2 separate regions of the Homo sapiens genome follow, and region 2 is linked to region 1. Evidence: read pairs that join two places in POLR2A ChIA-PET (ENCODE). Cell type or tissue: MCF 10A. All regions are shown on one strand. Links, peaks and the distances in the headings refer to the core of each region. The heading gives the core; the rest is flanking DNA. Region 1 has its middle 52 kb from the start of PPP2CA-DT. Region 2 overlaps HSPA4 (heat shock protein family A (Hsp70) member 4).

What was found. Peaks named below come from ENCODE experiments on the same cell type or tissue, not always from the same donor. Only the 100,000 strongest peaks of a DNase experiment are listed, where the experiment ranks them.
Region 2: POLR2A ChIA-PET joins it to region 1 with 5 read pairs; 2 of 35 experiments call an interaction of 5 or more read pairs at or near these places.

What each region holds. Positions count from the first base shown.
Region 1 is chr5:134,270,479-134,286,965 of GRCh38, reverse strand. It overlaps a transcript of CDKL3 not described here. Among named protein-coding and RNA genes, the nearest start is that of PPP2CA-DT, 52 kb to the right of the region's middle. RefSeq lists a silencer at 2,181-2,381. In MCF 10A, for the core only: no CTCF peak of the experiment used is centred there; a DNase peak (open chromatin) is centred at 7,175.
Region 2 is chr5:133,079,678-133,087,677 of GRCh38, reverse strand. HSPA4 (heat shock protein family A (Hsp70) member 4) reads right to left here. Exons shown (of 19, transcript NM_002154.4): 8 at 820-896. Among named protein-coding and RNA genes, the nearest start is that of HSPA4, 32 kb to the right of the region's middle. In MCF 10A, for the core only: no CTCF peak of the experiment used is centred there; no DNase peak of the experiment used is centred there.

The DNA of each region.
Region 1 (16,487 bases), core at 3,218-11,217:
TTCTTCCACAGACATTTACCTGAAGCTACAGTCTCTATATGTTTGCTAAATGTTTCCACTTTATCATTTTGCTGTTTCTTCAGCCTTACTGATAGGGTTTGGCTGTGTCCCCACACAAATCTCATCTTGAATTCCCACGTGTTGTAGGAGGGACCTGGTGGGAGGTAATTGAATCATGGGGGCAGGTCTTTCCTGTGCTGTTCTCATAATAGTAAGTCTCATGAGATCTGATGGTTATTACAAGGGGGAGTTTTCCTGCACAAGCTCCCTCTCTTTTTGCATGCTGCCATCCATGTAAGACATGACTTGCTGTTCCTTGCCTTCCACCATGATTGTGAAGCCTCCCCAGCCATGTGGAACTGTAAGTCTAATAAACCTCTTTCTTTTGTAAATTGTCCCGTCTCAGGTACGTCTTTATCAGCGGCATGAAGACAGACCAATACAGTGAATTGGTACCAGTAGAGTGGGGCATTGCTGAAAAGATACCCAAAAATGTGGAAGCAACTTTGGAACTGGGTAACAGGCAGAGGTTTGAACAGTTTGGAGAGCTCAGAAGAAGACAGGAAAATGTGGGAAAGTTTGGAACTTTCTAGAGACTTGTTGAATGGCTTTGACCAGAAGCTTGATCATGATATGGACAATAAAATCCAAGCTGAGGTGGTCTCAGATAGAGATGAGGAACTTGTTGGGAACTGGAGCAAAGGTGACTCTTGTTATGTTTTAGCAAAGAGATTGGCAGCATTTTGCCCCTGCACTAGAGATTGTGGAACTTTGAACTTGAGAGAGGTGATTTAGGGTAACTGGTGGAAGAAATTTCTTTTTGTTGTTGTTGTTTTTTTTCTTTTTTGAGACAGTCTCACTCTATAACCAGTCTGGAGTGCAGTGGCATGATCTTGGCTCACTGCAACCTGTGCCTACTGGGTTCAAGTGATTCTCCTGCCTCAGCCTCCTGAGTAACTGGGACTATAGGCATGTGCCACCACACCCACCTAATTTTTGTATTTTTAGTGGAGACGGGGTTTCACCATGTTGGCCAGGATGGTCTCAATCTCTTGACCTCGTGATCCACATGCCTTGGCCTCCCAAAGTGCTGGGATTACAGGCATGAGCCACTGCACCCAACTGGTGGAAGAAATTTCTAAGCAGCAAAGCATTCAAGAGGTGACTTGGATGCTATTAAAGGCATTCAGTTTTATAAGGGAAGCAAAGCATAAAAGTTCAGAAAATTTGCAGCCTGACAATGCAATAGATAATAAAATCCCATTTTCTGAGGAGAAATTCAAGCCAGCTGCAGAAATTTGCAAAAGCAATGAGGAGCTGACTGTTAATCCCCAAGACAATGGGGAAAATGTCTCCAGGACATGTCAGAGACGTTTGCGGCAGCCCCTCCCATTACAGACCCAGAGGCCTAGGAGGAAAGGCCCAGGGTCCCCATGCTGTGTGCAGCCAAGGGACTTGGTGCCCTGTGTCCCAGCTGCTCCAGCCATGGCTGAAGGGGGCCAATGTAGAGCTTGGCCTGTGGCTTCAGAGGAGCAAGCCCCAAGCCTTGGCAGCTTCCCTGTAGTGTTGAGCCTGTGAGTGCACAGAAGTCAAGAATTGGGGTTTGGGAACCTCCGCCAAGATTTCAGAAGATGTATGGAAATGCCTGGATGTCCAGGAAGAAGTTTGCTGCAGGGGTGGGGCCCTCATGGAGAACATCTGCTGGGGTAGTGCAAAAGGGAAATGTGGGGTTGGAGCCCCCACACAGAGTCCCTACTGGGGCACCACCTAGTGGAGCTGTGAGAAGAGGGCCACTGTCCTCCAGACCCCAGAATGGTAGACTCACTTGTTACGGGAAGTCAGGGGCCCCGAACGGAGGGACCGGCTGAAGCCATGGCAGAAGAACATAAATTGTGAAGATTTCATGGACATTTATCACTTCCCCAATCAATACTCTTATAATTTCCTATGCCTGTCTTTAATCTCTTAATCCCATCATCTTCGTAAGCTGAGGATGTATGTCGCCTCGGGACTTTGTGATGATTGCGTTAACTGCACAAATTGTTTGTAAAACGTGTGTTTGAACAATATGAAATCTGGGCATCCTAAAAAAGAATAGGATAACAGTGGTTTTCAGGGAACAAGGGAGATAACCATAAGGTCTGACTGCCTGTGGGGCCAGGCAGAACAGAGTCATATTTCTCTTCTTGCAGAAAGCGAATAGGAGAAATATTGCTTAATTCTTTTCCCAGCAAGGAATAACCCTGGGAAAGGAATGCCTTCCCAGGGGGAGGTCTCTAAAATGGCTGCTCTGGGAGTATCTGTCTTGTGCAGTTGAAGATAAGGGATGAAATACGCCCTGGTCTCCTGCAGTGCCCTCAGGCTTGCTAGGATTAGGAAATTCCAGCCTGGCGAATTCTAGTCAGACCGGTTGTCTGCTCTTGAACCCTCTTTCCTGTTAAGATGTTTATCAATGACACTGTGTGCCCAGCAGGACATGGAACCTCATCAGTAATTCTAATTTCACCTGGCCTTGTAATCTTGCTCTGCCTCTCTGCCCTTGTGATCTTTTATTGCCCTTTCAAGCATGTGATCTTTGTGACTTACTCCCTGTTCGTATCCCCCTCCCCTTTTGAAATTCCTAATAAAAGCTTGCTGGTTTTGCAGCTCAGGGGGCATCACGGAGCCTACCAATAGGTGATGTCACCCCCGGAGGCCCAGCTGTAAAATTTCTCTCTTTTGTACTCTTTCTCTATTTCTCAGACAGACCAACACTTAGGGAAAATAGAAAAGAACCTACGTTGAAATATTGGGGGCTGGTTCCCCCACTATTCACTGACTGCTTGCACTGTGTGCCTGGAAAAGCTGCAGACACTCAATGCCAGCCCATGAAAGCAGCCAGGAGGGAGGCTGTACCCTGCAAAGCCATAGAGGTGGAGCTTCCCATGACCATGGGAACCCACCTCTTGCATTAGTGTGACCTGGATGTGAGACATGAAGTCAAAGGAGATCATTTTGGAGCTTTAATAATTGACTGCTCCACTGGATTTTGGATTTGCATGGGACCTGTAGCCCCTTTGTTTTCGCCAATGTCTCCCATTCAGAATGGCTGTATTTATCCAATGCCTGTACCTCCATTGTATCTAGGAAGTAAATAACTTGCTTTTGATTTTATAGGCTCATAGATGGAAGGGACTTGCCTTATCTCAGATAAGGCAAGTGGACTTTTGAGTAGACTTTTGAGTTAATGCTGAAATGAGTTAAGACTTTGGGGGACTGTTGGGAGGGCATGATTTATTCTGAAATGTGAGGATATGAGATTTGGGAGGGGCCAGGGGTGGAATGATATGGTTTGGCTGTGTACCCACACAAATCTCATCTTGAATTCCCATGTGTTGTGGGAAGGACTTGGTGGGAGGTAATTGAATCTTGGAGGCAGGTTTTTTCCATGCTGTTCTTGTGATAATAAGTCTCATGAGATCTGATGGTTATTACAAGGGGGCGTTATCCTGCACAAGCTCTCTCTTTGCATGCTGCCATCCACGTAAGATGTGACTTGCTGCTCCTTGCCTTCCACCATGATTGTGAAGCCTCCCCAGCCATGTGCAACTGTAAGTCCAATAAACCTCTTTCTTTTGTAAATTGTCCAGTCTCAGGTATGTCTTTATCAGCAGCGAGAAAACAGACTAAAACACTTACCATATCTAAACTGTATTAATTTCTCCCCAAACCATCTTTCTCTCTTAGCTTTTCTTGTTTTTAAAAGTAGTACTATTGTTTTCCTTGGCTTGAAACTTGGCATTAACTTAATTTTTTCAGCTTCCATGTATCTGATAGCCATTCAGTCATCAGGCCTACTTGACTTACTCTAACAAATTTTGATCCTCCCAAATTGTATTAATTTTTCATGTTTAAGCTTATGTAGTCTTCCTTGCGTGACCTGGACTCTTCCTATGAAAGGCAATCTCCTTTTTTTCTAGGTTCCCATATTCCATTGTTTATACTATGTTTTACATCCTGCTTTGTGATGCTAGTTACCTCTTAATTTGTGTGTGTCATCAACAAAACTATTAGTTCTTGGAAGTTAGAGTTGTCAAACCGTTATCACCCAACCCCCAGTGCCTTTATATGATTATGTACCTTAATGTGTATGGAACAAATAATTTAAATTCAAAATGACCTTGGTAGTTTGGAGACTTATTGAAGAATTAAGGAATAATGTTAAAAATGATCAGTAATACTGAACCCGGGAGGCGGAGGTTGCAGTGAGCCGAGATCGTGCCACTGCACTCCAGTCTGGGTGACAGAGCGAGACTCCATCTCAAAAAAAAAAAAAGAAAGAAAGAAAGAAAAAGCAATCTACTTTTTCATTTCTGGAAATATGTGTGGTGGGTATCTGATTAAATGTATACTGCATATCCTGAAAAACTCCAATTGTGAAACCTCTCATCAAAGGCCCAAAGTTACTGGTGGTTTAGAGCACTGGTTTGAACAGGTCACCCAGGTGGAAGGAGATAAACCTAGTAAGCAAGTTTGGAAGTTATGTTGGAGACTGTGCATGAAGTCGAGCCTGTAAAAAGTGTTACCCTAAGTAAAGAGTGAATTAGAAAAAAAACCTACTCCTCAAAAAGAGGAGGCAGAAGAATTGCTTGAACCCGGGAGGCGGAGGTTGCAGTGAGCTGTGGAACCACTGTACTCCAGCCTGGGCGACAGAGCGAGACTCCATCTCAAAAAACATGTATATACATTAGGACACAGAAATAGTGAAAATATATGTTAGAAAAGATATAACAGGCAAACAGGGAAAAAAGTTAGTGTGGCTCTATATTATCAGGAAAAACAAATTATAAAGCAAAAAACTTACTGTACATAAAGAGGGACACTACATATGATTATTTAATTCACTGAGAAGGCATAAAAGCCAAGAAGTTTTTGCACCAAAATATATAAAGCATAAATTTAGTGAACATGAGAACTTGAAGAATCCATTATCATAGCATGATATTCTTAATACTTCTCTTTCAGTAACTGACAAGGAAACAAAGAAAAAGTATGGATGCGGATTTGAATAACACAATATTTAAGTTTGATTTAATATATAAGAAAACACTTTGCCCCAATATGAAAAATAACCCATATAAACCCATCTATATGATTTTTTTTTGAGACACTGTTTTGCTGTGTTGCCCAGGCTGGAGTGCAGTGGCATGATCTTGGCTCACTGCAACCTCTGCCTCCTGGATTCAAGTGATTCTCCTGCTTCAGCCTCCCAAGTAGCTGGGATAACAGGCATGCACCATGATGCCTAGCTAATTTTTGTATTTTTAGTAGAGACGGGTTAGTCATGTTGATGAGGCTGGTCTCGAACTCCTGACCTCAGGTGATCCACCCACCTCAGCCTCCCAAAGTGCTGGGATTACAGGTGTGAGCCACTGCGCCCGGCCCCATATATACGAAATTTTAAAAAATACTTTCTGAAGGTGTCAAAGAAGAAATAATAATGGAAATTAGATAATAATTTCCATATAATAATACATAGAAAATGATAATAAAATAATACATAGAAAATGATAATAAAAATGCAGTCTCAAAACATATGGCGTAAGATACTTATGCTTCTAGATATGATAGTTTGCAACAAAATTAAACATCCACTGAGAACCACTAAAGCCAGGTGAAATGCAAGAAATTTCTGTTTAAAGGCAGAGAGCTGATGATGTAATAGTGATTTGAGGGGATAATTCCAGAGAGTTGAGCTGATGGTTTGCAGTGGCTTTTTCCTGGGGAATATAGACTGATTCTTGAAACAAGAAAAAAACTGAGAATTCAGACTTAGCTCTGGAAGAGGGCCCCTACTACGGTACAGAGAAACTAACAGAACTTTCTAGTAGTTTCATACAGCTAGAGTGACAACATCAGAGACATGAACAGTCTGAACACATAGTTTGTTTCCCCTTCAAGACAGAGTGGAAAGATCTAACCTAAGTATAATTAGGTTCCCATAAGAAGAGGAGAGAGAAAATAAGGCAGAAGCGCTGGCGTGGTGGCTCACGCCTGTAATTCCAGCACTTTGGGAGGCTGAGGCAGGTGGATCACAAGGTCAGGAGTTCGAGACCAGCCTGGCCAATATGGTGAAACCCCATCTCTACTAAAAATACAAAAGTTAGCCAGGCACGGTGGCACGTGTCTGTAGTCCCAGCTACTCGGGAGGCTGAGGCAGAAGAATCGCTTGAACTCGGGAGGTGGAGGTTGCAGTGAGCTGAGATTGAGCCACTGCGCTCCAGCCTAGGTGAAAGAGCAAGACTCTATCTCAAAAATAAATAAATAAAATAAATAAATAAATAAATAAATAAGGCAGAAGCAATATTTGAAGAGAATGTCCAAAAATACTACCAAACTGATGAAAGACAAAAATTTATGTATTTAAGAAGCTCTGTAAACCCCAGGCAGGAAAAATACAAAGAAAACCCCACCTAGGCTGGTCATGGTGGCTCACACCTGTAACCCCAGCACTTTGGGAGGCCGAGGTGGGCAGATCACTTGAGACCAGGTGAGACCAGCCTAGCCAACATGGTGAGACCCCATGTCTACTAAAAATACAAAAAATTAGCCGGGTGTGCTGGCGTGCACCTGTAATCCCAGCTACTTGGGAGGCTGAGGTGGGAAAATTGCTTGAACCTGGGAGGCAGAGGTTGCAGTGAGCCGAGACAGCACCACCGCATTCTAGCCTGGGCGACCGAGTGAGACTCCGTCTCAAAAAAAAAAAAAAGAAAGAAAACCCCACCTAAGCACATCATAATGAAACTGCTTAATTCAAATATAAAAAGAAAATCTAAAAGGCAAGAAGTCATGTTTCCTTTAAAGGAGCTGATCTCAACAAAAATGATGAAATCCAGAAGACAATGAAATGACACCTTTGAAGTACTGAAAGAAAATAGCTGCCAAGCTAGAATCGTATATTCTGTGACAAAAATGAGGGCAAAATACAGACTTTTCTTCTTTTTAAGACAGTTTTACCCTTGTTGCCTGGGCTGGAGTGCAATGACATGATCTCGGCTCACTGTAACCTCCCCCTAAGCAAACATATAAGCAGAAAGAATTTATTGCCAGAAGATCTGCCTTAAGATAAAAGCTGAAGAGAGGTTTTTTTTTGTTTTGTTTTGTTTTGTTTTTGAGACGCTCTGTTGCCCAGGCTACAGTGGTGCAATCTCGGCTCATTGCAACCTCCGCCTACTGGGGTCAAGTGATTCTCATGCCTCAGCCTCCGAAGTAGCTGGAATTACAGGCACCTGCCACCACACCCAGCTATTATTATTATTATTATTATTATTGGTACATACAGGGTTTTACAATGTTGACCAGGCTAGTCTCGAACCCCTGACCTCAAGTGACCCTCCCACCTCAGCTTTCCAAAGTGCTGGGATTACAGGTGTGAGCTATTGTGCCTGGCCTGAAGAGAGTTCTTAAGGCAGAAGGAAAATAGTCCCAAATGGAAACAGGAAATTTGAAGGGAATGAAGAATAACAAAAGGGGGAAATGTGTGAGTAAATATAAATAAATATTGACTGTAAAGATTAATCATAGTAATATGAGGGCTTAAAATATATGTAGAATTAAAACTCATGACTCCAATAAAGCAAGAAGGAGAGGGCAAATAGAGATAAAGTGTTCTAAGATTTTAGCATTATCAGGGAAATATTAAAATAGTAATTTGTATTAAACTCAAGTCAAAGATGGTAAGTATAATTCCAACTGTATTAGTAATTACATTAAAACAAATAGAATAAATACTCCAAATAGAAGATGAATATTATCAGATTGGATTAAAAATTATCTAACTATAACCTGGGTATGGTGGCATGTGCCTATAATTCCAGCTACTCAGAAGGCTGAGGCAGGAGGATTGCTTGAGGCTAGGCATCAAGGCCAGCCTGGCCAACATAGTAAGACTCCAATCTAAAAAGAAAAGTTAAAAAAACCCCAGCTATATGCTGCATATAAAAAATATCTTAAGTATAAGACACTGAAATGCTCAAAGTAAAAGTTGGAAAAAGTATAGTGTGCAAACAATAATTGAAAGAAAGCTGGAGCTGGGTGCGATGACCCACCCCTGTAATCCCAGCATCTTGGGAGGCCAAGGTGGGGAGATCACCTGAGATAGGGAGTTGGAGACCAGCCTGGCCAACATGGTGAAACCCCATCTCTACTAAAAATACAAAAATTAGCTGGGTATGGTGGCGCATGCCTGTAATCCCAGCTACTTGGGAGGCTGAGGCAAGAGAATCACTTGAACCCGGGGGCGGAGGTTGCAGTGAGCTGAGATCACACCACTGCACTCAAGCTGGTGTTGCTGTTTATTATCAGAGAGAATAGCTCTTAAGGCAAGAAGAATAACTAGAGATAGAAAGGGACATTTTCTAATGATAGAGTCCAGTTCACAAGAAGATATAACAATTCTAAATATATATGCACTGAATAACATAGTTTCAAAATATATAAGGCAAAAATGGACAGAACTAAAAGGAGAATATAGACAAATCAACATTAATAAGGTAGATTTAACACAACCTTTCAATAGTTGATAAAACAAGCACATGATAAATCAGTAAAGACATAAAAATCAAAATAACACAGTAAACTTGACTCTGTTGACATAATAGAACACTGCACTGAGGATAAGAATATATATTAAAAAAAATTTTTTTTTTGAGATGGAGTTTTATTCTTATTGCCCAGGGTGGAGTGCAATGGCGTGACCTCGGCTCACTGCAACCTCCACCTCCCAGGTTCAAGTGATTCTCCTGCCTCAGTCTCCTGAGTAGCTGGGATTATAGGCATGCACCACTATGCCTGGATAATTTTTCATATTTTTAGTAGAGACAGGGTTTCACCATGTTGGCCAGGCTGGTCTCAAACTCCTGACCTCATGTGATCCACCCACCTCGGCCTCCCAAAGTGCTGGGATTACAGGCATGAGCCACTGCGCCCGGCCTTAAAAAATTTTTTATAGAGACAGGGTCTTACTTTGATGCCCAGACTGGAGTGCAATGGCATCATCATACATCTCACTGTAGCCTTGAATTCCTGGGCTCAAGCAATCCTTCCACTTCAGCCTCCCAAGTAGTTAGGACTACAAGCACACACCACCAATGCCCAGTTATTTTTTAAAAATTTTTCTGTAGAGACAGGGTCTTATTATGTTGCCCAGGCTGGTCTTGAACTCCTCACCTCAAGTGATCCTCTCGTTACAGCCTCTCAAAGTGCTGGGATTACAGGCATGAGGCATAATGCCCAGCTAGAATATACACTGTTTTTAAGTATACAGGTGAATTTATAAAATTTGACAGTAAAGCCAGCTTCAACAAAGTTTCAGAAGATTGGAAGCACTCAGAATGTACTCTCTGACCACAATAGTCTTAAGGTAGAAATGAATTATAAAAACTAATTAGAAAATGGAAATTAAGCAGTACACTTCTAAGTAATCCATTAATCAAAAAAGAGATCACATTAGAAATTAGAAAGTATGTGAAACTAATAATGAAAATATGACATATCAAAACTTCTGAGATGTAGTTAAAACAGTGGTTGGATGGAAATGTGTAAAATGCATATGCTAGAAAAGAAGGAAGGTTAATATCAGTGATCCAAGCTTGTATCTCAAGAAGTGAGTAAAAGAACAGCAAATTAAACCCAGAGAGAAATAAATAAGACAAAAGTAAAAAATAATGAAATTTAAAACAAACACACACCACAGAAAACGGAGGAGCTTTTACTTCTGTCCATGATGGAGCAACTGGCATGATACTTACTCTTCCTTTGTAAAAGCTAGGATAATGGAAAAAAGTATCTGAAACAATGCATTAGACATTGGGCAACAGCCAACCCGGACCATAGTCCCTTATAGATGGAAAATGAATGAGGTGAGCACTATGATTACATAGGCTTTTTGCTTAGAGGCAATTTCTGGACCACAGCACAGGATGGCATAACCCAAGGAGAGCCTGGCAGCTTTGCTGAGTTGATGAGGTAGGGATAGAAGCTTGGGGAGGCCAAGGTGACCAGAATTTGCAAGGCAGAGTACTAGAGAAGAGAAATGCTATGTAGAGAAGGTGCTCAAAAGTCTGCATGGGTTACCTTCCAGTCTTTGGTTGAATACTAATCTGTGCAATTGTGGCAGCCATGAAAATAGACCTCTCAGACCTCCAACTGCAGGGAATGTAATTTTGACCTATGGGCCCTGTTCATCACCATGTTCATACTAAGGAATCTTCCCATGGCTGCTGCTTACAGTCAGTGACTAGGCACAGGGATACTGAGGAAAGCCCATTCTTGGAAGATGGAAAACTCAAAATTTTGGTTCAAAGATTATTCACTGGCATCGCCAAACTTCCTTAGAAATGCACTGCAGTGTAAGTTGCTTCCACTCAACCTTTCTTTTCTTTCCTTCACAAAGGTCAGACATACATTACAGTCTGATGCCTTTCCTAGATTCCCCTGGCTCCTTTCCCAGTTTTCTCACAGGTATTTCTCCCAGTAAATCTCTTGTATATCTAATCTCTTGCCATCTGTTTCTTAGGGGACTTGAGCTAACACAAGTGGTACCAACAGTGAATGGTCCAAGAAAATAGGCAGTAAGATGGGATCTGGGACTGGCTTACTCACCTCCTGACAGGCAAAGAGAACATCATTCTGACTGGTACGTGGGACATGGATAGACACTAGCATAAACCAGAGCTCAGCAACTAAAGATTTCACAGGTGGCAACCTGGAAAATGATGTGGTAGAGGGAAGTTCTGTGTAAGGTGTGATGATGCAGGCAGAGAAAGATTTTGGAGGAGGAAGGAGATTACCTCCAAAGATGGGTGAATTGGTTACTGCTGAGTTGTATTGATGCCTTGCAGTGGGATAATCAGAAACTGAAAGCTCTTGAGCAGTTAATGGCTAAGCCAGATGGTTTCGTGGTATCATCTTACAAAGAGCTCCTTATGTACTGCAGTGGAAGAGCAGACACACGTGAGCAGTAGGATGAAGATCTAATTGTTAGAGTTGCAGAACTTCAGAGACATGAGACATTTGAATGCCCAGCAGCCCTATTATACAAAGGTCAGGACCTAGTGGGGATAACCTGGGACCCTGAAACATGGAATGGGGACATCTCATCGAATGCCCCTAAGAATGCTAGCACTGCAGCCCTTGCACTCCCTGGGCTTGCAGAGATGGCTTGTAAGCCCTTGTAAGAACTAACACTTAATATTTTGCTGTATGATGCTGCAGGTGCTCATCTCAGTAGCTGCCCCAACTTTTGGCTGCCAAGTCAATAACTTAGGCTAAATCCTAGCGTAACTTTGTTGAAAACATGCTGGGCCTGATAAGGGAAGAAAAGAGACTTATATCAAAAGAATTGCAGGAATTAGCTAGCATACTAGCAGGAGCCAGGGATGTATCCTTGGAATTAGATTTTTAGGGTGTTTGATCAAGGGGACTAGAATGTAAGCATAGATAAGCAAGAATTAATTTACTCAGGAGTACTATCTCAGGACATGGGATTTAACACCCTTGCAAGGACCTTAGGGGATAAGGCAAATTCACTGCTGAGGTGGCTTTTAGAAGCTTGGAAAATGCTGTGGCTAACACTCAGGGAAATGGAAAGGCCTGAGTTGCCCTTACAGATGGCACAGGAAAGGTTAAAGAGGCTTAGGAAAGTAGGCATGCTGGAATAGATGTGTAATGTAAGACCAGACATCTAACCAGAGAATCATGGGAGGACCCAGAGGACACATCATTCACCATCATTCACAGGCCTGGTGAAATGAGGTTGAAGATTTGGACACTGAAAACTACAGCAGCAGAGACTAATGTTGAACCCCTAACACAGCACTGTTCTCTGAAGAGACCAACCAGCTAGTTGGTGCCAAGTCAAGTATATCAGACTTCTTTCAACCCAAAAGAGCAAGAGTTTTATCTTCACCAGGTATAGATACTTATTCTGAGTATGGTCTTATACTTCCTGCCTAAAGATTCTCAGCTTCTCTGGGGCTTACAGAATAATTCATAGGCATGGAATTCCACACAACATAGCATCCAACCACTTTACAGTGAAGAGGGTGTGGAGTAGTTTCATGACCATGGGATTCATTGGCAATATCACATGTACCATCCTAAAGCAGCCAGCCTTATAGAACACTGGATCAGCCTTTGTAAGTACAGATGAAGTGCTAGCTCAGAGGAAATATTCTGAAAAGATAATGTGCCAATCTTCCGGATGCAGGATATATATGCAGACTTTTTTAGGATATTATATCCCCAGGGGGAAAAAACACATGGGTCTGGGAGTCAGGGCATGGAAGCAGGAGTGGCTCCTCTTATTATTACTCCCAAAATGGGGATTCATGTCCCAACTGGGAGATTTTGTACTTCTCGTCCCTGCAATCCTGGGCTTTGACAGAATTGGAGTTCTTGGTTTCAAAAAGGGGCATAATCTTGCTAGAGGTCGCACACAGCAAGAGTTCCATTTAACGTAAAGTTGCAATTTCCACAATGGCATTTTGAATTCTTTGTGTCCAGGGTCTAGCAGGCAAGAAAAGAAGTCACCATACTGGGAAGGGTAATTGGCCTTGATCAGCAGGAGGAAGTAGGACTACTGTTACATGAAGGGGGAAGGGTGGCAAATGTGTCCAACCCATTATCCATTTGAGTGCCTTGAACCACTGGAACTGTGAATGAACACGTGTGGCAACCTGAGACTGAAAAGGGTATGATTACTAAGAGTTCAGATTTCCCAGGAATGGAGGTTTGGATCACACCACTAGGTAAGGCACCAAGACCTGCTGAAATGATGGCTGTGAGTGAGGAAATTCAGAATGAATCACTGGAGGAGGGAGAGGATAAAGACCAGGTGCAGCGCTTAGATCAACTGCAGTGATGAGGACTGTAGTTTGTCTCATTATTCTCTCTATTCTTAGTTTCCCCCCAGGAAGAAAGGATAATAGGCATCATGGAGGAGCCTGTCTCTGAATTTTGAGGAGATGTATATCTGTTTGATGCAAGGGGTGAATATTTGGTGGCCTAAAAAATGTGTCTGTAACGTGTCTAACTGTGAAGAGCATAATTGACTAATGGGCCCAGCTGCTGCACTCTGAAATCCATCTCCACATTTGCAGTAAGGCCATGCTTCCCATGTGTTAACTCCCAGCTAATGACTTTCTCAGGCATATGAAGGCAGGCCTATTCCTGAGAAATGCAGAATGCCTCTGATGGGAGACTTTGGCTTGAGGATTCCCCATCAGATTTCCAAACTTCCTCAGAACTGCAGTGCAGTCTAAATGTCTTCCACTCAACTTTCCTTTCTTTTCTCTTTCAAAAGGGTCAGACCTGCATTGCAATTATATGATTCTCCTAGCTTCCCCTGGCTCCCTTCCCATTTTTCCTTACAACATTATAATCTCTTAGAACCCTCTTCTTGGTATTTGTTTTTTGGAGTACTCAAACTGATAAGCCATATATAGGATGAAATTTACAAGGCCAGTCAAAGAATATCTCCCAGGGATCTATAAGTAAAATAATTGTCAGAGATCCCACAGGGCTAGGAGCGACTCAAGTTTCTGCCATCTAATGTGTAGAGATATTTTTGAACAGCCAGGGCATTTAGTAGAGACCCCATATCATATCTTGTAGTAGGGCTAAACTATCTTACAATAAAAGGCCTTTTAGATATGCTCTTACACAGCTTAAAAACAAGACTCTTGGCTGGGCATGGTGGCTCACGCCTGTAATCTCAGCACTTTGGGAGGCCGAGGCAGGTGGATCATGAGGTCAGGAGTTCAAGACCAGCCTGGCCAACATGGTGAAACCCAGTCTCTACTAAAAATACAAAAATTAGCTGGGCTTGGTGGCACGTGCCTGTAGTCCCAGCTACTTGAGAGGCTGAGGCAGGAGAATTGCTTGAATCTGGGAGGCAGAGGTTGCAGTGAGCTGAGATTGCGCCGCACTGCACTCCAGCCTGGGCAACAGAGTGAGACTCTGTCTCAAAAAAAAAAAAAAAAAAAGACACTTAGGGACCAAGGTGATCTGCAAGTAACTCAATGGCTTGTCAAAACAAATTCTAACTTCTTTAAAGGAAATTTAAAAAATTCTAACAATCATGTAAGTGTTATAAGCCTGCCACCCAATGAAAGAATTACTATACTTGGCCGGGTGTGGTGGCTCATGCCCGTAATCCCAGCACTTTGCGAGGTGGAGGCAGGTGGATCACTTGAGGTCAGCAGTTTGAGACCAGCCTGGCCAATATGGCGAAACACTGACTCTACTAGAAATACAAAAATTAGGCAGGCGTGGTGGCAGGCACCTGTAATCCCAGCTACTTGGGAGGCTGAGGTAGGAGAATTGCTTGAACCAAGGAGGCGGAGGTTGCAGTGAACCAAGATTGCACCACTGCACTCCAGCCTGTGCAACAGAGCAAGGCTCCATATAAAACAAACAAACAAAAAAAATCAAAAAACAAACAAACAAAAAAACAGCCGGGCACGGTGGCTCACGCCTGTAATCCCAGTACTTTGGGAGGTCGATGTGGGTGGATCACCTGAGGTCAGGAGTTCAAGATCAACCTGGCCAACATAGTGAAACCCCATCTCTACTAAAAATACAAAAATTAGCTGGGCGTGGTGGCAGGCGCCTGTAATCCCAGCTGCTTGGGAGGCTGAGGCAGGAGAATTGCGTGAACCCAAGAGGTGGAGGTTGCAGTGAGCCAAGATCACGCCATTGCCTCCATCCTGGGCAACAAGAGCGAGACTCCATCTCAAAAAAAAAAAATCACTAGACTTTAAAACAACCCAGCAGCCAGATGCAGTGGCTTACCCCTATAATCCCAGTGATTTGGGAGGCTGAGGCACGCGGATTGCTTGACCAACCTGGGCAATATGGTGAAATCCTGTCTCTACACGAAATACAAAAATTAGCTGGGCATGTGGCGCACGCCTGTAGTACCAGCTACTCAAGAGGCTGATATGGGAGGATTAAGCCTGGGAGCAGAGGTTGCAGTAAGCCAAGATCGCTCCACTGCACTCCAGCCTGGGCAGCACAGTGAAACTCTATCTCAAAAGAAATTAATTAAATTAAATTAAAATAAAACTACCCAGAAAAAATGTGATCCACAATGACAATTTTAAATGATTCAATAGAAGGAGATAAAGAAATGATAATGGAATTAGCAGGCAAGGGCTTTACAACAACTTTAGAACAAGAATTTAAAGGACAACATTAACATAATGAGGAAAGAAATGGAATATTTAAAAAAAAGTCCAAATGGGTCCAGGTGTGGTGGCTCACACCTGTAATCCCAGCACTTTGGGAGGTTGAGGCAGGGAATTGCTTGGGTCCAGGAGTTTGAGACCAGCCTGGCCAACATGGCAAAACCCCTTCTCTACTAAAAATACAAAAGTTAGCTGGGCATGGTGGGACACACCTGTGTCCCAGCTACCTGGGAGGCTGAGACACAAGAATCACTTGAACCCAGGAGGTGGAGGTTGCAGTGAGCAGAGATCATGCCACTGTACTCCAGCCGGGGCAACAGAGCAAGACTCTGTCAAAAAAACAAAACAAAACAAAAGACAAAAAGGGGTATAAATAATGAACCAACAGTAGAGACAGAATGGTACTCTATCCATAGGGAAGCAGCACATGAAAGGGAAGAGAAAACAGATGCTGCAGCCCAACTACATAGATAATTACATTAAATATAAATGATTCAAATACTCCAATGACAAGGGCAAAGATTGTCTAACTGGGAAAAAAAAGCAATATCCAACTATATGCTACAAGAAACACACTATAAATATGAATACACAGGTTAAAAGGATAGAAAAAAGATGCCAACAGTGATAGTAAGAGAGTTGGAGTGGCTACATTCTTACATGAAGTAGATTTCTAAACAAGGTATACCAGGGATAAAGAGAAATTTCATAATGATAAAAGGGTCAATGCACTAAGAAAATATAACAGTTTTAAATGTGTATGCATTTAATACCAGAGCTTTAAAATACATAAAGCAACTACTGATAGACAATCCACAAATATAGTTAAGATTTCAATACTCTTCTCTCAATAACTGATAGAACAAGTAAGCAGAAAATTAGTAAAGACATAGGTGGCTGGGTGCAGTGGCTCACGCCTGTAATCCCAGCACTTTGGGTGGCCGAGGCAGGCAGATCACCTGAGGTCAAGAATTCAAGACCAGCCTGGCCAACATGGTGAAACCCCATCTCTACTAAAAAATACAAAAATTAGCCGGGTGTGGTGGCATGTGCCTGTAGTCCCAGCTACTTGGGAGGCTGAGGCAGGAGAATCACTTGAACCTGGGAGGCAGAGGTTGCAGTGAGCCAAGATTGCGCCATTGCACTCCAGCCTGGGTGACAGAGTGAGACTCCATCTAAAAAATAAAAAGACATAGGTTATCTGGCTGGGTGCGGTGGCTCATGCCTATTAATCCTAGCACTTTGGGAGCCCAAATGGGT
Region 2 (8,000 bases), core at 1-8,000, 1.2 Mb after region 1:
CACTCCAGCCTGGGTGACAGAGCAAGACTCCCATCTCAAAAAATAAAAATAAAATAAAAAATAAACTACAGGTACAGTTTCTTCGTATCAGAAAGAAGGTGTGTATCAAAGGATCTGCTATTGCTCATAAAATACTTCTTAATATCACCTGATTTCCTGGTCACATTTTATCTAACAACCATTGATAACTTCTTGAGAAGGGCTATTTAAAGAAATGGGCTTTCCCAGTGTGGAAATAAGCCCATTTGCCATCATCACTAAAGAGGAAAGCCTGTGCCAAGCTGACAGTATATCCCAACACTCTGAAATAGCAATCAACACAACAGTGAAGTCCAGGTAAATGGTTTGTCAAAGAAAGATTTTAGGAAAATTAGTATATATTCCTAAATCAAACAGTCACCTTTTAGCCTGAGACAAAATTAAAGCATCTTGTTAAATAAGTATGTGGTTATCCTACCTTCCCACTTTGCTGTAGCTCTCATCCAGCTAGGGAAGAATTCACTGACAGAAAAGCTTATAAGACTACCATATCAGCATCGCAAAAGACAATTTTTACCACCATTAAATAATTGTGAGGCTTATATCCAACTTTCAGTCTGAATTCAGTTTCTTGGAGAAACTTTTATTAGATTTCCCTAGACATTTCAAAAGATTACTTTGGGCAGGGGGAAGATACAGGTTGAAAAAAAGTTTAATATATACCACTGAATTAGTTCATACAATAAAAATTTCTATCACTGCTTGCAAAAGTAAGATAATAAATAACAATTTCCAAACAGTCTGAGATACGCAAACAAATTCAATCACAAAAATACTTACTGGTTTGTTCCAAAACACTACGAAGTGGTGGCTCCACTCTAGCTAAGAGATCATTGCACATCTCCAGAAATTTGCCTCTATAAAAAACAAAACAAAACAAAAAACACAGTACATTAAATCACATGCCACTTTTATGTGGAATGGATGGCTATAATAAAAAACAGGTAACAACAAGTGCTGGCAAAATGTGGAGACAGTGGATCCTTCATACATTCCCAGGTAATAGAAAATGAAAATGGTGCAGCCACTTGGGAAAAGTGTTTGGCAGTTCCTCAAGACGTTAGAGAGTTAGCATATGATTCAGCAATTCCATTCTAGGTATATAGCCAAAAGAACAGAAAACACATGTTCACACACAAAACTGGTATATCAACGTTCACAAGCAGCTGAAACAACCCAGATGCCTATCAACTGTATAAAGCGATACAAATGAATGAATACAATAAGAGGAACTAATACATATCACAACACATGAAAACATTATGCTGGGTTAAAGTCAAACAAGAACAAAAATTTATGTGAAATATTCAGAATAGGTATATCCAGAGAAAGGAGACGAGCGGCTACCAATGACAAAAGGGAAGAAGAAGAGATGGGAAGGACACCTAATGAGTACAGAGTTTGTTTTTTGTTTGTTTGTTTTTGAGACAGGGTCTAACTCTATTGCCCAGACTGGAGTGCAGTGGCACGATCTTGGCTCACTCTCACTGCAACCTCAGCAGTGAGTTCCCAGGCTCAGGTGATTTTCCCACCTTAGCCTCCCAAGTAGCTGGGTCTACAGGCATGCACAACCATGTCTCTTTCTTTTATATTAATACACATTTTTAGATGTTTTAGGTCTACAGAGAAATGAACATAACAAGAATCCCCATACATCCCCTCCTCACTCCCAGCCCAGTTCCTCTATTAACATCTTGCATTAGTATGGTACATTTGTTACAATTAATGAGTCAATGCTGATAAATGATAGTTCCTATTAGTGTTTTATGAGTTTTAACAATGTGTAAGTATTCACCACTTCAGTAACATACAGAATAATTTCACTGTGCTCCAACTATTCATCCTTCCCTGTGCTCCAACTATTCATCCCTCCCTGTGCTCCAACTATTCATCCCTCCCTGCTCCAAACTCCAGGTAACTGACTGTTTTATTGTCTGCATAGTTTTTTTTGGGGGGCGGGGGCGGCAGGGCTTTTTTTCAGACGGAGTTTCAATCTTGTTGCCCAGGCTAGAGTGCAGTGGCGCAATCCCAGCTCACTGCAACCTCCACCTTCCGGGTTCAAGCAATTCTCCTGCCTCAGCCTCCTGAGAAGCTGGGATTACAGGCATGCACCACCTACGCCCGGCTAATTTTGTATTTTTTTTTTTTTAGTAGAGATGGGATTTCACCATGTTGGTCAGGCTGGTCTTGAACTCCTGACCTCAAGTGATTCACCTGCCTCACCTTCCAAAGTGCTGAGATTACAGGCATGAGCCATCGCACCCGGTCGTCTGCATAGTTTTGCCTTTTCCAAAATGTCATATAGTTGGAATCCTACAGTATGCAGATTTTTCAAATTGGCTTCTTTCACTTGGCAATATGCATTTAAGGTTCCTCAATGTCTTTTCACAGCCTGATTACTCACTCATTTAGGGTTTAAGAAGTAATGAAAACGTTCTAAAATTTAGTTGTGATGATGGCTGCTGAGCTCTACGAACATACTAAAAAAAAAAAAATTTTTTTTTAAATCGCTGAATTATACACGTTAAAAGGGTGACTTCTAGTTGGGTGCAGTGGCTCACGCCTGTAGTCCCAACACATCATGAAGCTAAGGCTTGAGCCCAGGAGTTCAAGACCAGCCTGGACAACACAGCAAAACCCCATCTCTACAAAACATACAAGAAATTAGCCAGGCATGGTGGCGCACACCTGTAGTCTCAGCTACCCAGGAAGCTGAGGCAGGAGGATCACCTGGGCCTGGGAGGTCGAAGCTACAGTGAGCCATGATCAACCCATTGCACTCCAGCCTGGGCAATAGGTATCCTTTCTCCAAAAAAAAGGGAAAAGTGGGTAACTTTATTAAATTACATCTCAATAAAAAAGAATAGTAGGCTGGGTGCGGTGGCTCATGCCTGTAAACTCAGCACTTCGGGAGGCTGAGGCGGGTGGATCACCTCAAGTCGGGAGTTTGAGACCAGCCTGACCAACATGGAGAAAGCCCGTCTCTACCAAAAATACAAAATTAGCCAGGCGTGGTGGTGCATGCCTGTAATCCCAGCTATTTGGGAGGCTGAGGCAGGAGAATCGCTTGAACCTGGAAGGCAGAGGTTGCAGTGAGCCGAGATCAGGACACTGCACTCCAACCTGGACGAAAAGAGTGAAACTCCATCTCAAAAAAAAAGAATAGTAAAGTATAGAATGCACCCACCAGAGCATGCAAAACTTAAGGATTGCTAACCTCAATACTGGTGAGATGTGTAGCAACCAGAGATCTTACATGTTCAAGTTTAAAATGTTTTACTTCTAATAGAAAAAAAAGCTAAAGAGTCACTGTCCATCAATAACAACAAACCTACAATGGCACAGTAGTTAGCAATACAGAAGAACAACAAATGGCATGTGAAACAAACAAATGAATCTCAATTTTATGCTGACTAAAAAATGCCTTACACAAAAAACTACATAATACATGATTCCACTTACAAGAAGTTACAGAATTGGCAAACTTAATCTAGGGACTGAAAAATACAAAAAGCACATCAGTGGTTATGGAAGCCTGAGGAAACATTCCAACATAATGGTCTATTTCATAATAATGGCATTAGTTACAAAGATATATGTGTATGTTGAAACTCAGCAAATGAGCACTTAAAACCTGAGTATGTCATATAAAAATATATCCAAAAAACAATGAATTCTGGTTAATATGCAAACCTTAGTATTTGGGGAGAAGTCTACATTTATAGATGTCCGCAATTTAAGTTTCTGCAAGAAGTATACAGATGCAATTTACTTTGAGATATGCTAAAAACAAAATTGAGGCCAGGCCACGCAGTAGCTCACACCTGTAATCCCAGCACTTTGGGAGACTGAGGCGGGCGGATCACCTGAGGCTGGGAGTTCAAGACCAGCCTGACCAACACGGAGAAACAACATCTCTACAAAAAATACAAAATTAGCTGGGTGTGGTGGTGCATGCCTGTAACCCCAGCTACTTGGGAAGCTGAGGCAGGAGAATCACTTGAACCCGGGAGGCGGAGGTTAAGGTGAGCTGAAATCATGCCATTGCACTCCAGCCTGGGCAACAAGAGCAAAACTCCATCTCAAAAAATAATAATAATAAAAAAATTAAAAATTGATGGCTTTATAGGATATATGAACAAATATATAATAAAACAAGTACAGTAAATGTTATCAGTAGACTCTAAGTGGTGGGATGAGGACATTTACTGTAAAATTCTTCCAACTTTGTTGCATGTCTGAAACTATCTGAAATCAAAATTGTGAAAAGCAAAGGAAAAGATTGTTAAGAAGATGGCAACAGCGGTAGGGGTTTGTTTGTTTTTTTGAGATGGAGTCTCATTCTGTCACCCAGGCTGGAGTGCAGTGGCACGATCTCAGCTCACTGCTACCTCCGCCTCCCAGGTTCAAGCAATTCTCCCACCTCAGCCTCCGGAGTAGCTGGGACTGCAGGTGCACGCCACCAAGCCCGGGTAATTTTTTTTTTTTTTTTTTGTATTTTTTTGAGATGGAGTCTCGCTCTGTCATCCAGGCTGGAGTGCAGTGGCAGTATCTCGGCTCACTGCAGCCTCCACCTCCCGGGTCCAAGCAATTCTCCTGCCTCAGCCTCCCGAGTAGTTGGGATTACAGGCACCCACCACTACACCCGGCTAATTTTTGTATTTTTAGTAGAGATGGGGTTTCACCATATTGGCCAGCTGGTCTCAAACTCCTGAACTCAGGTGATCCACCCACCTCAGCCTCCCAAAATGCTGGGATTACAGGCGTGAGCCACCATGCCTGGACAGTAGAGGTTTTTTGATAGTTTCTTTTTAAAAAGTTTTATTGCAATATAATTTACATGCTATAGAATTCACCCATTTAAAGTATATAATTCCCGTCCGGGTGAGGTGGCTCACACCTGTAATCCTAGGACTTTGGGAGTCTGAGGAGGGTGGCCGAGCTCAGGAATCTGAGACCAGCCTGAGCAATATGGCAAAATCCTGTCTCTACAAAAAATACAAAAATTGGCCAGATATGTCGGTGAACACCTATACTCCCATCTACTTGGGGGTCTGAGGTGGGAGGATCTCTAGAACCCGAGAGAGTGAGGCTGCAGTGAGCGGAGATAGTACCACTGCACTCCAGACTGCATGACAACGTGAGAACTTGTTTCAAAAAGAAATAAATTTTAAAAATTAAAAAGATAAAAATAAAGTATGTAATTATTGACTTTTGGGCATGAGGTTTTGGTACAAAAATATTTTTAAAGTATACAATTCAGTGACTTCATATATACAGAGTTGTGCAAGCATCGCCACAATCAATTTTAAAACATTTTCAGTCTAAAAAAGAATATTTTCATCACCCTTAACTGTTACTTTCCTCAACTCCCACAGCCCTAGGCAATCACTAAATCTACTTTCTGTCTCTATAGATTTGCCAATTCGGGGCATTTCATATAAATAGAATCATACAAAATGTGGCCTTTTGTGACTTCTTTCAGCAGCGTGAACTTTTGAAGGTTCACCCATGTTTTAGTATGTATCTGTATTACATTTTTTTCAAGTACCAAAAATATCCCATTGTATGAACATAGCATGTTTTATTTACCCACTTCATCAGTTGATGAACATTTGGGTTGTTTCCACTTTTTGTCTATTATGAGTAGTGCAATGAACATTCACATATGAGTTTTTCTGTGGACATGTGTTTCCATTTCTCTTGAATATGTATCTAGAAATACAACTGCTGAATGATGTGATAATTTGATGCAGATTTTTTTGGTTTTGTTTTTGAGAGGCTTTCCCTCTGTCACCCAGGCTGGAGCGCAGTGGCACAATCATGGTTCACAGAAGCCTCCATCTCCTGGGCTTAAACAATCCTGCAACAAAACTAGGTAATGAAATATGCCCACAAACCTCAAAATACATATAGGCAGAGACAAACCACCCACAACTACAATTCCTGCTTAGTATCAGCTCTGTACAAAATAAACAGAAGGAAACAAAAGGGTATATAATTGACCTGAAAACTCCAGAATAACCTAACTCAGAGAGCCAAATTGAAAACAGCAGCTGAAATCAGCAGGGGTTTGGCATCCTCCAAAACAAGTATAAAAGGTCCTCAAATAAGGTATTCAGGAACCACAGCAAACTGGGCCCTACCTAAAGTTATCTTCAAAGAAAAAAGAACTCACTGAAGAAAAACTACTGATTAAAAAATCCAAACTAAGCAGAACAACACAGTAAACACAAAAGAGGGAGGGAAAACATCTCAGAAAGTTAAGCCACATTTTTAAAATATTTCACAAAAACAAAAGAGGGACTCACACTTATAATCCCCGCACTTTGAGAGGCAGAGGCGGGTGGATGACTCGAGGTCAGCAGTTCAAGACCAGCATGGCCAACATGGCGAAACCCCATCTCTACTAAAAATACGAAAATTAGCTGGGCGTGGTGGCCCCCACCTGTAATTCCAGCTACTGAGGAGGCTGAGGCATGAGAATCATTTAAACCCGGGAGGTGGAGGTTGAAGCAAGCCAAGATCATACCACTGCACTCCAGCCTGGGTGACCTACTGAGACTCTGTCTCAAAAAAAAAAGAACAGGCAAATCTATAGAGACAGAAAACATATTGGTAATTGCCTAGGGTATGGAGGGAAATGGAGAGTAAATGCTAATGGGTACAAGTTTTCTTTTTGGGGTGATAAAAACATTCTAGAATTAAATAGTGGTCACAGTTGCACAACCCTGGAATTGTACACTTTAAAATAGTAAGGTTTTATGGTATGTGAATTATATCTCAATAAAAGTGATACAGGAAATGAAAGAACAAATCAGAATTAGAAAGACCTAGAACAGAATTAGAAGTATAAGAATAAATGTCAGAAATGAAAACTAAACAGTACACAAGAGAAATGCCATGAAGGACTGGACCAAAAATGGCAAATACAAAAAAAAGGCAAACTAAAAAAAAATATATATATATGTAAGATAGGCAAGGAAGATCCAACATAATTATGTAGGAATTCCCAAAAGAGAAAACCACAGCACTACAACAGAATACTAGAAAACATAATTCAAGAAAACTTAAGAAATTTTAATTAAACTTAAATTTGTAATGTCAAACTATATAATGAAAAGGCACACTGCGTACCTGGAAAAAAACTGATGCAAAATAACCAACATCAAAATATAGTGTAGTAAAATTATTGGGTTTTTTTTTTTTTTTTTTTTTTTTGAGACAGGGTCTCACTCTCATCACCCTGGCTGGAGTGCAATGTGGTGTGATCATGGTTCGCTGCAGCCTCGACTTACTAAGCTCAGGTGATCCTCCCACCTCCGCCTCCCGAGTAGCCGGTACTACAAGCGAACACCACCACATCAAGCTACTTTTTTGTATTTTTAGTAGAGACGAGGTTTTGCCATGTTGCCCAGGCTGGTCTCGAACTCCTGAGCTCAAGCCATCCGCCCACCTCGACGTCCCAAAGTGCTAGGATTACAGGTGTGAGCCACCACACCCAAATGGACTTTCAAGAAAAAAAAAAATCAAAAACATTTGGGCATCTAAGCAAAAAGAACAAGTGACAAATATCTAAAAACTATGCTGTCACACTTTGACAGCAATATTATACACCAAAAGAAAATAGATTGTTACTGCATTTAAGATCCTCAACAAGGAAAGAAAAGCTAAGAATGTTCTATCCAGCTAAAGTGACTTTTAAGTATAAACATGGCAAACTGTCATCAACATGCAGGAACTTAAGGAACACTATTCACATGTGCTATCCCTTAGGAATCTGCAGGAGAATGCACTTCCAACCATCAAAACGATGAATTAACACAAAGCTACTAGTAATCTACCAAAATAATCCAAATAATTGAAAATAAGTGTTGACAAAGACGTGGAGAAACTGAAACCCAGTAGGGCGCTGGTGGGGATAATCACTGAGAAATATAGTTTGGAGATTCCTCAAAAAG